Regions from separate parts of the Homo sapiens genome. Here region 1 is linked to region 2. Evidence: chromatin loops called from intact Hi-C (ENCODE). Cell type or tissue: mammary epithelial cell. All regions are shown on one strand.

Region 1 (2,500 bases), 220 kb before region 2:
AGTATATGTGGGAAATAAGGATGTGGACAAATATATTTTTATGATATAAAATGGAGAATATTTTAAAAATAGAAATGATACCTTTAGATTTTTCTTTTTCCCCATCTCTCCTCTTTCTGCATTCTTGCTGGTATTGTTCTTCTCCATATACTTAAATCTAACTCTTTCCCTTCCATGCTTTCTCTACTTTTTTTTTCTTACATCCCCAAATACCTGTTTGAAATGACTCATTAGCACCATTAACATTAAATAGGCCAGGAACCATGACTCAATGCCTGTAATCTCAGCACTTTGGGAAGCTGAGACGGGAAGATCACTTGAGCCCAAGAACTCCAGACCAGCCTGGGTAACATAACAAGACCCCATCTCTACAAAAAATACAAAAATTAGCCAGGCATGGTAGCACGTGCCTGTAATCTCAGTTTCTCAGGAGGCTGAGGTGGGAGGATCACTTGAACATGAAAGGTGGAGGCTGTAGTGGGCAGTGATTGTGCCACTGCTCCCCAGTCTAAGTGACAGAGAAAAACTCTCTCAAAAAACAAAATAAAAGAAAACAAAACATTAAACAAACTAACTGAATTGGAGTCAGTGATTATTGCTCTTTGAAAGAAGGCCCTGGCTTGAAATAAATACCTATGAGACCTGGAAAAAAAATGGATTTTCTTCTACAATAAAAATATTTAAAGGCAAATAGCAAATAAGATAATACAATTTAGTTCATTCCCTTCTACAATGCAGCTCTCTCCTAAAGACAACAAGAGAAGAACTTTGATTGCAGAAGATTAAGTACATACTTTCACACACTTTACATAACACTTCACACCCCATCTCCCCACCCACACACACTCCATATTTACCAAAGTTTACCTGGGTAGCAAAGGGTTAATGTTTCTCATGTCTGTTTGTGTGCATTTTCTGGTTTCATTATTTGTTAAATGGAGTTCAGGCTCCTAAGGAGTACATTTTGTTAGTCCCATTCAACTTGAACTAGAATGCCACTAGTATGGTGATTCATTTCAGGGTTATCACTTCTTTTCTCAAGTTTATGAAAGCTGTGAACAGAAACATCAGGTGGAAGATTGCAATCTCAACGTGAGTGTCAGATATGTCTTTTCATAGCTTTCTTTCATGGCATATGCACAACCAGGCTATTATTAACGAGAATACCTGAAGGTACACCATCTCTCCATGACAAAACAACATTCTCTGCCCAGCTCTCTGCTTCCTAATCTCAAAAAAGACCCTCAAATGAGACTCTAAAATAATCCAACCTGAATAAATACTCAATCTTATAGTCTCCAGATACAACCAATCTAGATGTTGTTGTTACAAGGTAAATCTTCTCAACTTCACTAAAGATTAATAAAGTGTAATCTTTCTGTAGAAACTTTTCTCAACACTCTAAAAAAAAAGGCTAACTAGAAGGAACAGAAGAACAACATACACATGTAAAAACCATATTGAGGGACCAAATTAAAGATAATTATGATTGGAGTTGATGAATTTAAAAGTACCAGAGAAAATTGTATCAGGATTTTTGAATATCCTCTTTGAATGATAATTCTACTCGTTGCCAAAGTTATTGACAGAGTATTTTGTGTTGGGCATGGTGCCAGCTAGGCATTAGGAAGTGGAGAACAAAATAGATTTAGTTCTTATCACCTGGAGTTTACAAATTATAACTACTAGGAAGAAAAAAAGGCTGAGTACTCAGAAAATGTGTAAGATTGAGTGGTCCTGGAAGACACCCCTGAAGGTTGACCAGGAACTAAGTCAAGCAAAGAGCTGTGGGAAAACTCTTCTGAGCAGAGAGAATTCCAGGAACTAAAGAAAGTCCAGGTGTGGTTGAAGATAGACTCAGAAATAAAGAAAGCTGCTTGAGATCAGATTAGTGAAGGAGGGAGCTACCAGATCAAAAGAACTTGCAGAGAAGTGAGGAGACTTTGAAAGGTTTAGAAAGGGAAAGGACAAGTGCTTATTTACAGTGTTAAAGGATTAGTCTATTTGCTGGTGAGAAGGGATTTCAACAGAACAAGAATGGAAGCAGAGAAACATATTGAGAGACTCTTTTAGTCATCCAGGACACATTAATTTTGAAGTTAGTTGATAGAATTTAAGTGATAGAATGATGCAATAGGTGAGGGAGAGAGAGATGTCAAGAACAATGTTCTATTGCCTGGCCTGAGAGGATGGAGATGCCATATATATTTCCCCCAAACTATTTCTCATTCTTCTTTCCCAAACCTGTTTCATCCACAGCGTCCCCTATATCCACTGATGAAAACTCCATCCTTCCACTTTGTGCAGAGCAAAAGCCTTGGAAACATTGTTGACCCCTGTCTTTCTCTCATCTTCCCATGCAAAACACCAGGCAATCATATTGCATTTATTTTCAGAGTATGTCTACCATTGAACCATTAATTACCATCTTCACTGCTACCATCTGCTCTTCTTGATTGTCTCCTCTTGCCTGGATCCCTGCTGTAGTCTACTAATCTGT
Region 2 (2,500 bases):
CGCTGCTTCCTCTCCCTCCTTTTCACATGTGGTAATTACTAGTAAGTATTTGGTAGATTATTCCACTTAACAGGTAAGATTAAAGAAAAATAATAGAAAAACCACTAAACCCAGATTTAAACTTGGCCTATAGTGGTCTGCTGATACGGTTGGGCTCTGTGTCCCCACTCAAATCTCATCTCAAACTGTAATCCCCATGTGTTGAGGGAGAGACATGGTGGGAGGTAATTGGATCACGGGGGCCATTTCCCCATGCTGTTCTTATGATAGTGAATGAGTTCTCAGGACAGCTGATGGTTTTAAAGGGTGGCACTTCCTCTCTTTCTCTCTCTCTCTCCCTCCATCCTCCCTTTCCTGCTCTCCCTCCCTCCCTCCCTTCCTTCCTTTCTCACTCTGTCTCCTGCCACCATGTGAACAAGGTCCTTGCTTCCCCTTTGCCTTCCTCAGTGATTGGAAGTTTTCTTAGGCCTCCCTAGCTACGCTGAACTGTGAGTCAATTAAACCTTTTTTCTTCGTAAGTTACCCATTCTCAGGTAGTTCTTTACCACAGTGTGAAAATGGGCTAATAAATCTGCCTAGGTACCTACTCCTGTGTATCAATTCACCTCTGCAGATTCAGACTTGGCACATGCTCTAAATTTAATCTTATTCCCATAAGAGAGAATGTAAGGAAATGAAGTTATTCAGGTGGTTCAGCTTCTGATCACTACTACTACTTACCAGGGCTGCTTTGATCTTCACACCTGGTTCTAACAACTGCGTGCCTACTTTTCTTTCTGTAACAATGTTCTAATCTTTATAGAACAAAAGCAATATTTAAGTCACTGATTTTTTCTTATATAAGTAATCTGTGCATTAATGCATCTTGATACCCCAATACGTTTAATACTGTCACCTGGCATTTTTCACATTGCTAATCCTTGAAACAGAATTACTGTTGCAGTATCCCAGTATGGTAATTGGAGATATATTTGGTTGGTGCAAAAGTAATTGCAGTTTTTGCCCTTACTTTCAACGTTGGCAGCACTTTACTTTTGTACCAACCTAAACACAAACCTGGCACCTGGCATTTCTGTACCTGACTCTGGCTAATTCAATATTACTCGTTTTCCACTCTGCTCTTCCATTGCCCTGCTGTACTCAATCCCTGCTGGGCTGCCTAAGGCTATTCTCTACATGAGTCTAACTTCAAGTCCCCCTATGAAATGTAGCCAGATTTGCTTCCATAGAGGTGCATTCCTTAACAGACCTAGCCACTTACCCCCAAAATATGGCATAAGCTCTAAATATATTTTCCTCTTCTAATGCACCTTTTGTGCCACACTACAATTTAGCCAGCAAATTTCTTCGAAAAAAATTTTTTTTTTTGGTGGGGGGTGTTAGGTTTTGTTTTTTGTTTTGTTTTGTTTGCTTTCCTTTGCTTTGCCTTTAAAAGATATTTACATAGAGCAGCAGAGACCTCTACTGGCAATTCAGGTTAATTCCCTTAAATGCTCATATAATATAACTTGTTGACTTTACTTTCTTCTGTATTGGTTAGTAAGTGGCATTTAGTTTGATCAATGCCATAGTAAATGCAAGCCTGGATTTATGTAGTGTCTTAAGGAAAAAAGGGATTTTACTCTGAATGCCTAGTGCAGAAACAAATATTCACTTTAAAGAAAAAGAAAACTAATAAAAGAAAGCATACATAGTAGATAACTGACAGTTTATAGATAACACAGGCAAAGCCAATGTGCTTCTCCATATGGACAATTCAAGAATGAAAGATGATTCCAGCGTAACATGCCATCAAAGGGCAAGGTGGATTTACCCTGAATCCAACGAATGCTTACCCGACGTTCGGGTTTTTTGATGCAGCAAAATATGGACCATTGACAAAGATTATTATCAGTGAATTTGATGAGGTGCACAAAAGATAGTTACGCATAGTTAATATAGTTTCATGAGCGATACATAGTTTTGCCAATAGAACCACTTGACTTTCTAGTAGTCTGAGTTCATACTTCAGATATACCTACTGATATTTTGAAAAGAAAAAAATGGCCCTCAGATCCATAGAGATTTCTGGCTTTGATACAGATTTGGTGGTGGCAGGAGGAAGTCTCTCACAAGGAAAGAAGTGCTTCAAAAACTATAAGGAGAACAGAGAACCTCAAACATGTTGAGCAAAATATTTCAAGGTTCATATAGTGAGTTGGAAGTTGGTTAGTATGTTTCAAAAGAAGACATGCATGCGGCCAAGGATCATATGAAAAAAGCTCAACATCACTGACCATTAGAGAAATGCAAATCAAAACCACAAGGAGATACCATCTCACACCAGTCATAATGGCTACTATTAACAAGTCAAAAAAATACAGATTCTGGTGGGGTTGTGAAGAAAAAGGAATGTTTATACACCGTTGGTGAGAGTAAAAATGAGTTTAACCATTTTGGAAAACATTGTGGCGATTCCTCAAAGACCTAAAGAAATAAATATCATTTGACCCAGCAATCC

Evidence for each region. A loop is a pair of places that touch in the nucleus more often than their neighbours do. Peaks named below come from ENCODE experiments on the same cell type or tissue, not always from the same donor. Only the 100,000 strongest peaks of a DNase experiment are listed, where the experiment ranks them.
Region 1: it touches region 2 in a loop (7-fold over the local background); 2 of 110 quality-filtered maps call a loop at or near these places.

The regions. Positions count from the first base shown.
Region 1 is chr10:9,081,166-9,083,665 of GRCh38, forward strand. No RefSeq gene overlaps it. Among named protein-coding and RNA genes, the nearest start is that of LINC02676, 180 kb to the left of the region's middle. In mammary epithelial cell, no CTCF peak of the experiment used is centred here; no DNase peak of the experiment used is centred here.
Region 2 is chr10:9,303,784-9,306,283 of GRCh38, forward strand. No RefSeq gene overlaps it. Among named protein-coding and RNA genes, the nearest start is that of LINC00709, 29 kb to the left of the region's middle. In mammary epithelial cell, a CTCF peak has its summit at 1,473 (motif pointing left); no DNase peak of the experiment used is centred here; H3K27me3 peaks cover 220 bases.